Regions from separate parts of the Homo sapiens genome. Here region 2 is linked to region 1. Evidence: chromatin loops called from intact Hi-C (ENCODE). Cell type or tissue: IMR-90. All regions are shown on one strand. Each heading gives the region's core, and the rest is flanking DNA. Links, peaks and the distances in the headings are about the cores only.

Region 1 (6,418 bases), core at 1,571-5,570:
CCAACACACCTTATGTAATCCACTTGCCTTGGCCTCCCAAAGTGTTGGGATTACAGGCGTGAGCCACTGCACACAGCCAGTGCTGTTTTAAATCTCCATTTTACATGTATGAAAACTGAGGCACTGGCCGGGCACTGTGGCTCATGCCTATAATCCCAGCACTTTGGGAGGCCGAGGCGGGCAGATCACCTGAGGTTGGGAGTCCGAGACCAGCCTGACCAACATGGGAAACCCCGTCCCTTCTAAAAATACAAAATTAGCTGGGTGTGGTGCCACATGCCTGTAATCCCAGCTACTCGGGAGGCTGAGACAGGAGAATTGCTTGAACCCGGGAGGCGGAGGTTGCGGTGAGCGGTGAGCCAAGATCATGCCATTGCACTCCAGCCTGGGCAACAAGAGTGAAACTCAGTCTCAAAAAAAAAAAAAAAAAAAGAAAGAAATACTGAAAACTGAGGCACTGAGCAATACTTGACCTGTCCAAGTGCGCACAACTGTAAGTGGGAGAGTCAGGATTCAAACACAATCTGTTTCCAGAGCCCTTGAAAGTCTATACATTCTTACTATGGGGGAAGAAAAAGAAAGAAAGAAAAAAAAAAGTGAAGTTGACAGAATATATGACATGGTCCCTTCTATCCACAAGAAACATCTATTATTAACAGTTTTTTTTTGGTTGTTGTTGTTCTTGTTTTTTGTTTTTTTGAGACAGAGCCTTGCTGTGTTGCCCAGGTTGGAGTGCAATGGTGTGATCTTGGCTCACTGCAACCTCTGCTTCCTGGGTTCAAGCAATTCACCTGCCTCAGCCTCCTGAGTAGCTGAGATTACAGGCATGCGCCACCATGGCTGGTTGGTTTTTGTATTTTTAGTAGAGATTGGGTTTCACCATGTTGGCCAGGTGGGTCTTGAACTCCTGACCTCAGGTGATTCACCCACCTCAGCCTCCCAAAGTGCTGGGATAACAGGTGTGAACCACCATGCCTGGCCAACAGTTTATGTTTTAACTTTAAATCTAATTATAGAGTACAAATACACAGATAATGGCATTCTTGGGGGAAGGTATAACCATAATTTTTTTTTTTTGAGATGGAGTCTCGCTCTGTTGCCCAGGCTGGAGTGCAGTGGCACGATCCTGCTCACTGCAACCTCCGCCTCCTGGGTTCAAGTGATTCTTTTGCCTCAGCCTCCCAAGTAGAGTAGCTGGGACTACAGGCGTGTGCCACAATGCCTGGCTAGGTTTTGTAATTTTAGTAGAGACAGGGTTTCACCATGTTGGCCAGGCTGGTCTCAAACTCCTGACCTCAAGTGATCCACCCACCTTGGCCTCCCAAAGTGCTGGGATTACAGGCATTAGCCATGGCACCCGGCCAGTATAGCCATGATTAAAAGCAAATATGAATCCATCATCTGGTTGGCAGGAAACTTCCAGGCAACCTAAGTTTGACACAGCTCACTCTGGAATTGGACAGGGATACAGGCCCCTGCTAACCCAACTAACTCAGCTTAGTTATGGGCAGCTGACAACTGCTCCGCACAGCAGCGGCCACCTGAACAGGAGGGGAACCAAGAGTAGGAACGGGAGGCAAGAGTGGGTCAGTCTAGTGCTCAACAGGGCAAAGGCAGGGGCAGAAACCAGGTATCCCAGATGAGTCAGCCAGAAAAGATAATCCAGCACCAGCAGGGCAAAGGGCTGGTCTGTGGGTCTTGTGTTGGCCATGAGGACAATTCACAGTTATGTGGAGTCCCAAGGCTGTGCCAAAACAGCTGTTACTGGTCATGTGCAAGAAGATACTGTCTCAAGTGTTTTAATCAAAATAGAAAGGCATCCTGGTAGGAGGGTGTTGAACATGGCATGGGTATAGCCGTGTGTGGGAATCAGGCATCCAGAAATGGCCAAAGTGGAGCCACTGCAAATAGTACAAGAATGAATATACACAATGACTTAGGTCAGCAGTTCTCAAATGTTTTGATATCAGGATCCCTTAATGCTGTTAAAAATTACTTGTGACCCTGATGGCTGGATGTGGTGGCTCACGCCTGTAATCCCAGCACTTTGGGAGGCCGAGGTGGGTGGATCACCTGAGGTCATGAGTTTGAGACCAGCCTGGCCAATACGGTGAAACCCCATCTCTACTAAAAAAAACCAAAAAACAATAAACAAAAAATTAGCTGGATGCGGTGGCATGTGCCTGTAATCCCAGCTACTCAGGAGGCTGAGGCATGAGAATTGCTTGAACCCAGGAGGCAGAGGTTGCAGTGAGCTGAGATCGCACCATTGCACTCCAGCCTGGGCAACAGAAGGAGACTCCGTCTCAAAAAAAAAAAAAAAAAAAAAAATTACTGGTGACCCCAAAGAGCTTTTGTTTATATGATTACAGCTATTTATATTTTCTCCTTTAGAGATTAAAATTGAGGAATTTTGAAAATGCAAGAATATACCAGCACACATTCCATTAGCCATTAGCAATGAATTAGCACATAGCCCCTGGAAAATTCCACCACACTTTTGAAAGAATGAGAGTGAAAAAGGCAAATAATGAGTTAGTGTCATTTTTAAAGTAGTTTTGATTTCACTTACTCCCTGTTACTGTCTTGGAGGTCTCCAGGAGGTCCCCAGACCATACTTTGAGAACTACTGGTCTAAATAATATATAGTAGGCTGGGCGCCACCTAGCACTTTGGGAGGCCGAGGCGGGCGGATCACATGAGGTCAGGAGTTCAAGACCAGCCTGGCCAAGATGGTGAAACCCCATCTCTACTAAAAATACAAAAATTAGCAGGGCATGGTGGTGCATGCCTGTAGTCCCAGGTACTCAGGAGGCTGAGGCAGGAGAATCGCTTGAACCTGGGAGGTGGAGGTTGCAGTGAACCGAGATTGCACCACTGCACTCTAGCCTGGGAAACAGAGTGGGACTGTCAAAAAAAAAAAAAAGAAAGAAGAAGAAGAAGGAGAAGGAGAAGGAGAAGAAGAAGAAGACTGGGTAAGTACTGTTTTTGCAAGCCATCATTGCTGCTAGTAACTTTCATTCATTCATTTTTTTCTTTTTTTTTTTTTTTGAAGACAGAGTCTCACTCTGTTATCCAGGCCGGAGTGCCGTGGCGCTATCTTGGCTCACTGCAACCTCCACCTCCCAGGTTCAAGTGATTCTTGTGCCTCAGCCATCCGGGTAATTAGGATTACAGGCGCTTGCCACCACGCCTGGCTAATTTTTGTATTTTTAGCAGATACAGGGTTTTGCCATGTTGCCCAGGCTGGTGTTGAACTCCTGGCCTCAAGAGATCCACCCAAAGTGCTCGGATTCCAGTTGTGAGACACTGCACCCGGCCTATTGCTGCTACTACCTTTCAAGACTCAGAGAGACTAGAAACTGAAATTCTGGGCTGGGTTTGGTGGCTCACACCTGGAATCCCAGCACTTTGGGAGGCTGAGGTGGGTGGATCACTTGAGGTCAGGAGTTTGAGACCAGCCTGGCCAACATGGTGAAACCCCATCTCTACTAAAAATATAAAAATTAGCCGGGTGTGGTGGCAGGTGCCTGTAATCCCAGTTACTTGAGAGGCTGAGGCAGGAGAATCACTTAAACCTGGGAGGTGGAGGTTGCAGTGAGCTGAGATCGTGTCATTACACTCCAGCCTGGGACACAAGAGTGAAACTCCTTCTCAAAACAAAACAAAACAAAACAAAACAAACTGATATTCTGCCTCAGAAAAACCCCATGTCTCCGGCAATGATCATATTGGCCAACAGAAACAGCCAACTGCAGGAAAATGGCTTCTTCCTCATTTCTACCTTACAAATCTTACCTAAGTATATCTAATGGACCATATCTAGTTCTCACCCAGAATCCTACGTGGATGGAAGCCTGTGAAATGCCATTTATAAACTTCCACCTCTGCAGTATGGGAAGGTTCACTAGAATGAAGTAGGAAAGAGTGTTAAGTCCCAGTTGAACACATTCAACACACATTTCTGTCTACGGGTTGATTAGAATGTGAGCTCCATGAGGGCAGGGAGTTTAGCCTGATTTATGGTGTTTTTGTTTTGTTTCATTTTTGAGACACGGTCTCACTCTGTCACCCAGGCTGGACTGTAGTGACGCAATCATAGGTCACTGCAGACTTGAACTCCTGGGGTCAAGCAATTCTTCCACCTCAGCTTCCTGAGTAGCTGAGACTACAGGCATGTGCCACCATGCCTGGCTTTTTTTTTTTCTTCTTCTTTTTTGTGGAGTTGCTTTTTTTTTTTTTCTTCTTTTTTGTGTCAGTATGTTGATCAGGCTGATCATGAATTCCTGGCCTCAAGCAATCCCTCTGCCTCAGCCTCCCAAAGTGTTGTGTACAGGTGTGAGCCACTACACGCAGCTGATTTGTTTTTTTACCATGTCCTCAGAGTCTGGAATTTTACAAAGTAGTTGCTGAGTAAACAGGTAGATACAAATCAAGATGAACTTTTCCGCAGGAGCTCTTATCATGAACATCAGACAGATAACAGTTACTCGAACAATAGTTTTGGGGAGGTAAAAAAAAAAAGTCAGATACGGAGGGAGACGCAGAGGCGGACAAGATGGCGGCGGCAGCTGTACAGGGCGAGAGAAGCGGTGGTAGCGGAGGCTGTAGTGGGGCTGGTGGTGCTTCCAACTGCGGGACAGGGAGTGGCCGTAGCGGCTTGTTGGATAAGTGGAAGATAGATGATAAGCCTGTAAAAATTGACAAGTGGGATGGATCAGCTGTGAAAAACTCTTTGGATGATTCTGCCAAAAAGGTACTTCTGGAAAAATACAAATATGTGGAGAATTTTGGTCTAATTGATGGTCGCCTCACCATCTGTACAATCTCCTGTTTCTTTGCCATAGTGGCTTTGATTTGGGATTATATGCACCCCTTTCCAGAGTCCAAACCCGTTTTGGCTTTGTGTGTCATATCCTATTTTGTGATGATGGGGATTCTGACCATTTATACCTCATATAAGGAGAAGAGCATCTTTCTCGTGGCCCACAGGAAAGATCCTACAGGAATGGATCCTGATGATATTTGGCAGCTGTCCTCCAGTCTTAAAGGGTTTGATGACAAATACACCTTGAAGCTGACCTTCATCAGTGGGAGAACAAAGCAGCAGCGGGAAGCCGAGTTCACAAAGTCCATTGCTAAGTTTTTTGACCACAGTGGGACACTGGTCATGGATGCATATGAGCCTGAAATATCCAGGCTCCATGACAGTCTTGCCATAGAAAGAAAAATAAAGTAGCCAATTCTAAAAGTAGCCCTCTTTCTCCTGGATCTTGCTGAATTAGTGGCTTGGGGGGTGGGGGAGATAAAAAGAACTTAAAATGGGTAAAGTAAGAAATGTTAAAAAGTCCCTGTTTTGTCCTGAAATTTTAGTCTATTCTGGATAAATAGGATTTTCTGACACAGATATGAGAAGTTGTAGCTCTGATGTCTAGCTGTAGTCTCCTTGATCTGCTGATTGCATTATTTTAATTTGCTTTTCTGGGAAAGCAGTTTTGCTAAAAGCTGTACAGACTTTTTCTTTTGTACCTAGCAGTACTTTATATAGTATAGCTTTGGGCCATGTAGCATTTTAAGACTCAATTTTAAAAAATTATTAATCTGTTGCTGACTCTTAATTCCTATTTCAATATGTGTTTCCTTGAAGAATTCAGGATACAACTTCTTGTGTATGACAGCTTTCCTTCACACACTATTTTTGTGGGTGTGTATATATCTGATTTGGGAAGAATTTAAAAAACACATAGCTTTTTAATTTGTTTGAAACAGACTTTCTGCCTGTTACATTTTGTGCTTTTAACCAATTAAAGAAGCCAATGGCATTTTAGTTTTATATTGTGTTTCCCACTAGTATATCCCTGTTGATTTGTTTGTGCCTTTTATTAACTGCCATTTTCTAAAATTTTTTTCAATAAAAGGAAGGAAGATGTGAAAAAAAAAAAGTCAGATACAGAGTGTAAATAAACTACACTGTAGTGAATTAAACTTGGCTGCAAATTACTACACTGTAGTGAATTAAACTTGGCTGCAAATTATTTGACATTCTTCATATTACAAAGTGGAGTCTATGTTGCCTCCCTTGAATCTAGGAGATTTCTATGACTGCTTTGACCAATAGACTAAAATGGAAGTGATGCTGTGCCTCTTTCCAGGCTGGACTTAAAAGAATGGCAGCTTCCACAACCTGTCTTTATGGATCCGTGAGCTGCCATGTGAAAAGTTCAGCTACCCTAATAGACCACGTGGAAAGGCTCTGAGACTACATGCATTGGGGCGAGCTGAACCCAGCCTTTCAGTGTCAGGCATATGTGTTGGACCCTCCAGACTAACCTGGCTGCAAGCTAGAATGCCATCAACTGACTGGTTGATACAGTATGGAACAGAGAAATCACCCAGCTGAGCCCTGCCCAAATTCCTG
Region 2 (6,418 bases), core at 1,520-5,519, 64 kb before region 1:
TACCAGTAAATGGTGCCCAGTGTCTTGAAATTAGGGGGGCTCCAGCCTCATGATCCCCACAGAGCAAGGAGTACTTGGATCCAAGAGAGTGTGCCCACTTGGAATGTGGTGTTCCCCCGCCTTCACCACTTCTAGTCCTTGCCCTGTTGGTGAATGCACCCTCAGGCCTGCGGGGCTGCAAGGAACTGCTGGTGCAGGAGCTGTGGATGAACTTGGATGTATCTTATTTATAGCTTATAAATATTTAGAATTTTGTACTTTTGACCTCAACTGGCCCCACAAATGTTAAGAGCTAGCAGGACTGGTGAACCCAACTTCCCAACCCACAATCTGGCCTGGGAAATCAACCAGCACATACCTCCTTCTGTCCATCTCCCGATGGTCCCTCCTCTCTGGCTGTCCAGCTATGGATGAGAACCCCTTCTCCAGGTTCCCTAGGGACTGGGAATGTTTCCAGCAGGGATGAGGGCCGAATGCTGCACAGGGAAAAGGGTACCAGATCCAGACAGCAGAATTCTTCTGTCTCATGAATATTTATGGCCTCTCTACCCCACCCCCAGCTGAAGGCTGTGCCTGGGCCAGCTGCCCAGCCTCGATCCATCAGGGAACTGTGCCCATGTGTTAAACTGAGTGGTCTGAGCCTCTTCTTTTCTTTCCAAATGTTCATCCTCTTCCTGAGCTGTTGAAAGCTTTGTTGCCATTAGCTGGAGGCTCTATCTGGAGCTGGCAGGAAAGCCAGTGTGTAGGTCAAAGCCCCTAGGTCAATGTTGGCCCACAGTCCCCTCCCCTGGCTCCAAGCAGCTGGGCCAGTGGGGAGAGGGAGGCTTGGTCATTTGTGGCTCAGGTCCTGTTCCAGCCACTTTGCATACTTATCTTTGAAACCATTGTTAGGATTGTAAGATTTTGCAAATGAAGACATTGAAGGTTAGAGAGGCGAGGTCACTTGCCCCAGGTCATACAGCAAGTAAATGGTAAGCCAGGTATGAACCTGTAGACCTTTCTGACTCCAGAGACCTTGTTCTCCCTAACCCACTCCACCCCAGTACAGCTCCCCTGGGGAGACTGTGCACACTTCCTTTGTGCCGGGGATTTCGGAGCCATCATCAGGGCATGGCCACTCATCCATTCATTCCTCGGTGCCCGACACTGGGATTGAAGAGATGAAAAAGATCTAGTCCCTGCCCTCAGGAAGTGCCCAGTCTGACAAGGAAACAGCCACAGAAATTAATACTTAAAACATACTGTATCAGGTGCTAGACTGAGGAATGCGCCCAGTGCATAGGGACCCAGAGAAGAAGGCAACTCATTTTGCCTGTGGCGATCAGGGAAGGCATCCCAGAGGAAGTGCTTTTTCAGATTAGGTCTTAAGATGAGTAAGATTTTTCTAGGTAAAGCAATAGGCAAAAGCAGGCTGCTGGAAAGGCAAAGAGATTTGAGGAAAAATGGAGTTTTTAGGGAAGCAGCGAGAAATTCAGTGCAGCAAGAGTAGAAAATGAGTAGCGGGGAATGGTGGAAAATAAGATGGGAAAGGAGCTTAGACTTGATCCTGGGCCAGGGGAGCCACGGAAGATGTTAGCCCAGGCAAGTGTGTGGCTGGCAGTTGTTGGGGTACAACATGTCTCAGATTTCGGTGCGTGCACGAATCGCCTGGGAATCTTATTAACATATGGAGTCTTTTTTTTTTTTTTTTTTTTTTTGGAGACAAAGTCTCGCTCTGTCGCCCAGGCTGGAGTGCAGTGGTGTGATCTTGGCTCACTGCAACCTCTGTCTCCTGGGTTCAAGCAATTATTCTCCTGCCTCAGCCTCCAGAGTAGCTGGGATTACAGGCACCCACCACCATGCCTGGCTAATTTTTGTAGTTTTATTAGAGAGGGGGTTTCATTATGTTGGTCAGGCTGGTCTCGAACTCCTGACCTCAAGTGATCCACCTGCCTCAGCCTCCCAAACTGCTGGGATGACAGGCGTGAGCCACCATGCCCGGCCAACATACAGATTCTGATACAGGAGATCTGGGGTGGGACCCAAGATTCTGCATTTCTAACAAGCTTGCAGGTGGTGCCAATGCTGCTCGTCCAAGGACCACAGTTTGAGTCCTGAGTTTGTAGAGGGCTCACTCTGCCTTGTGTGGCAGCTGCTCTGTCTGGGGAGTAGGCAATCCTGTCGGTTGCTGGGTGTTTGTTCACCTGACAAATGTTTACCAAACTTTTGCCCCAGCCAAGCTCCCTGAGTACAGGGGACGGGGAGAGGAATTGAAAATGCCACTTTCTGGTCCATGCCACCACCATCTCTGACCTCCAAAATGCTCTTGCTGTTTCCACGCTTGCTCCCTACCATCTATTCTCTACCTGACAGCTAGAGCGAGTCCGATCATGTTACTTGCCTGCTTAGCGACACTGAAGCAGCTCTCCGAGGCTCACAGAATAAAATCCCAACTCCTTACCATGGCTCAGGAGTGATCTGCAGCCAGGTGTCCTCTGATCACATCCCACTCTTCCCATTTCTCACTCCCCTAGGGCCACACCAACCTTTCAGTTTCTTGTTCCTACTTCAGAACATGATGAAATTATTCCCATTACAGGCCCTTTGCACATGATACTCTCTGGCTGGAATAATCCAGATCGTCCTCTTACTTGTTCCTTTTTTCTTTTTTAGAGTTCAGCCAGGGGTAGACACAGATTTTATAGGTTACTAAAGCTTATACAATTTGAAGGGCCCCCCTTTGAAGATACCAAATTACAAATATACAATTAGATACAGGGCCTAGGAGAGGGCCTTAAAGCTTAAGCTTCATTGACTTCATGGTAAAGCTGTCTGTGGTTTTGTTTGTATGTCACCTCCTCCAAGAAGCCTTTCCTGGTCATTCTACTTAAAACAGCCACCAGCTGGGTGCAGTGGCTCATGCCTGTAATCCTAGCACTTTGGGAGACTAAATCAGGCAGATCACTTGAGCTCAGGAGTTCAAGACCAACCTGGGCAACATAGTGAGACCTTGTCTCTATTTATTAAAAAATAAAAATAAAAAAAAAGCCATCTACCCTATCTTCATGTTACTATTTTTATTTCCTTCATTAAATTCATCACAATTTGAAATTATCTTATTTGTTGCTCCACTTATTTTTGACTGTTTCCCCCAACTAGAATGTAAGCTCCTCGAGAGCAGGAACTTTGTTTTGTTTCTGCAGTCTCCCCAACATAGTGCCCAACACCCAGAAGGATGTCAATAACTGTGAGGTGAATGCATGGACATTGTCTCTGCCTCTGGTTGGCAGAGAGGTCACATAGAGGCAATTTCAGTGGGATAAAGAGCTATGAGCTACGGAAGTCCAAAGAATGGGCACTTAACCAGACCGCGGGTGGAGCTGGGTGTGCAGGAGGCCAGGAGTCTTAGAAAGAGCTACTTGGAGGAAATGAGGTCTGAGCAATCTTAAAGAATGTTCTAGTAAACATCCAGACAATGACAAGGAAGGGAGGATTTCTTGGCAGAGGAAACAGCATGAATAAAGTAATGAAAGTGCAAGCTCTCAGGCCCAGAGGAGAATCAGCTGGTTACATTTTGGGTGATTTCAAGGGTTCTACTCATGCAAAGATACAGTGATAGGCACCAAGTTTGGGTTGGGGCCAAGGGAGTGGGAGTCACATGGGGGCCAGGAGCCTGGGATTGAACAGAAGGCAGCAGAAGTAGGAAGAGCCAGGATGACGGGTACTGGTGGCACCAACGGGTTTGAGTCAAGCAGGGACTCCACCAGCACTCCCCTTACTGATTCTGGTCCTGTATCTGGAAGGAGGAGGCCTACTCTTGCTGGGGCTCCTGTGGGGCCTGTGTGGACTGGGGAGGCTCTGAAGTCAGATAGACCCAAGTATACAATCTCCTAGGTTGGGTTCCTGGGAAGCCAACTTTGAAATAGAGATTAGCATGCAGGCACAATTTTCCTGGAATATTTTATTCTCGTGTGTGTGTGGGGGGTGGCGGGGGGAGGCAAGGTGGGGATGGGTGTAGAGATGAGGTCTTGCTATGTTGCCCAGGCTGGTCTTGAATTCCTGACCCATCCTCCTTCCTCAGTTTCCCCAAAGTGCTGGTATTACAGGCATGAGCCACCACACCTGGTCTTCCTGGAATTTTTTTTTTTTTTTTGAGATGAAGCCTTGCTGTGTTGCCCAGGTTGGAGTGCACATCTAATAGCTAAGGAATTTAACAATACAACCACCATATCATTATCCTACCTAAATAAATAAACATTTTTTTAATACCATCTGTGTTTGAGTTTTCCCAAATGTCTTTTTTTTTTTTTTAATTCTTTTTTGTGTGTGTGTGACAGGGTCTTGAGGCTCTGTTGCCCAGGCTGGAGTGCAGTGGCATAATCACAGCTCACTGCAGCCTTGAACTCCTGGGCTCAAGCAATCCTCCTGCCTCAGCTTCCTGAGTAACTGGGACTAGAGGTGTGCACCACCACACCCAGCTAACTTTTAAAAATTTTTAGGAGTGATGAGGTCTTGCTATATTGCCCAGGCTGATCTCAAACTCCTGAGCTCAAGCAATTGTTCCGCCTTGGCCTCCCCAAAGTGCTGAGACCAGGCATGAGCACCACAGCCAGCCCAATTGTCTGGAAAATATTTTTTACAGTTGGTTTATTTGAATCAGGATCCAAACAAGGTCCACACACAGCATTTTGTTGCTCAATCAAACTTCTTTTTTTTTTTTTGAGACGGAGTTTCGTTCTCGTTGCTCAGGCTGGAGTGCAGTGGTGCTATCTCGGCTCACTGCAACCTCTACCTCCTGGGTTCAAGCGATTCTCCTGCCTCAGCCTCCCCAGTAGTTGAGATTATAGGCGTCTGGCTAATTTTTGTATTTTTATTAGAGATGGGATTTCACCATATTGGCCAGGCTGGTCTGGAACTCCTGACCTCGAGTGATCGTCCTGCCTCGGCCTCCCAAAGTGCTGGGATTACAGGAGTGAGCCACTGTGCCTGGCTCAATCGAACTTCTTGAGTGAGGATTTGACATTCCCCTTTCTCTCCTATCACTCACCCCTCAACCCATGCCTGGGCAACTGCTCTCCCTGTGATCACATGATCTGATCACATGAGATTGATTTCCATGTTTCCACATCCAGTGTTTGCTTTTCTGTCTGCATTGTCATTCATCTCCCTGTGGCTTTTCACACTGTTGCCCATGTCTTCCCAAGCTCTTGAAACTTTCTTCCCTTAGGCCTCAAGCATGGAACCCTCCTTGTCTCTGACTGTCCTGTCTCTGCCTCCATAGGTCTGTCCTCCTCTGACTTCTTCCTTGATGTTGGGCTCTTCAGGGTTTAACCCTGGTCCTTTTGGGTGTTTCACAGGCATCCCAGATGGGATATGTCCTCATATGAATTCATCCTCCCTGCCCTCATGCTGTTCCTCCTCAGTGTCTTCTCCATGAAGACAGACACCACCATGTCCTCAATCATCTGGCCCAGACACCTGGCAGTTCTCTTTGTTTCCTCCTTTTCTCTCAACCAATATCCCATCCGTTACCAAATTCTGTCCATCTGATTTCCCAAATAACTCTCACAACCATCCATTTCCCTCCATCGGCTCTGCCCTGGTGCAGTCCTCTTGAGGCCCTCCAGACGACTGCACGTGTCTCTTTGCTGTCTCCCTGACTCTGGTCTGATCACCTCCAGTTCATTCTGTGCACAGTGGTCAAAGCCATCTTCCCCAAATCCAGACCCAGTCTTGTCCCTTCCAAGCTCAAGATCCTTCAATAACTCCCATTGTCTGCAGAATAAAGTCCAGACTCCTTAGACTAACCTCTAGGACCCATCTTGAGTTGACTGATGATTTTTTTTTTTTAAGATGGAGTCTGGCTCTGTTGCCCAGGCTGGAGTGCAGTGGCATGATCTTAGCTCACTGCAACCTCCACCTACTGGGTTCAAGCGATTCTCCTGCCTCAGCCTCCCAAGTAGCTGGAATTACAGATGCGTGCCACCACACCCGGCTAATTTTTGTATTTTTAGTAGAGACAGGGTTTCACCATGTTGGTCAGGCTGGTCTCAAACTCCTGACCTGATGATCCACCCGCTTCGGCCTCCCGAAGTGCTGGGATTACAGGCGTGAGCCACCGCGCCTGGCCCTGTTGCTTATTTTTAAAGCCCTGTCTCTTCTCAACTCCTTAAAGTTTTGGCCAAACCAAATGTCTCACGTTCCTTTAGAATGAAGTACGCCTTTGCCTATTCTTCCAGGCCTCTGTCCCGCAGTCCCCTGTGCCTGTTATTCCTCTCTCCTCGCACTATCAAATTAACTCCTTCAGCATAGGCAGGAGGTCTCTCCTCACCCTCAAGTCTGGGTAGGGGCAGCTTCTCTGAAACCGCGTTACACCTGATACATCCATCATCATAGCACCGCCCGCTTATCTATTTCTGAATCTCTCTCTTGCAAAATG

What was found. Peaks named below come from ENCODE experiments on the same cell type or tissue, not always from the same donor. Only the 100,000 strongest peaks of a DNase experiment are listed, where the experiment ranks them.
Region 2: a loop joins it to region 1, with 2.7 times the contacts of the local background. A loop is called at or near these places in 14 of 110 quality-filtered maps.

What each region holds. Positions count from the first base shown.
Region 1 is chr1:28,094,563-28,100,980 of GRCh38, reverse strand. It overlaps the pseudogene SPCS2P4. Among named protein-coding and RNA genes, the nearest start is that of EYA3, 9.2 kb to the right of the region's middle. In IMR-90, for the core only: no CTCF peak of the experiment used is centred there; no DNase peak of the experiment used is centred there; H3K27ac peaks cover 875 bases.
Region 2 is chr1:28,158,109-28,164,526 of GRCh38, reverse strand. The region is part of intron 1 of PTAFR (platelet activating factor receptor); the gene reads left to right. Among named protein-coding and RNA genes, the nearest start is that of PTAFR, 15 kb to the left of the region's middle. In IMR-90, for the core only: no CTCF peak of the experiment used is centred there; a DNase peak (open chromatin) is centred at 3,426; H3K27ac peaks cover 704 bases.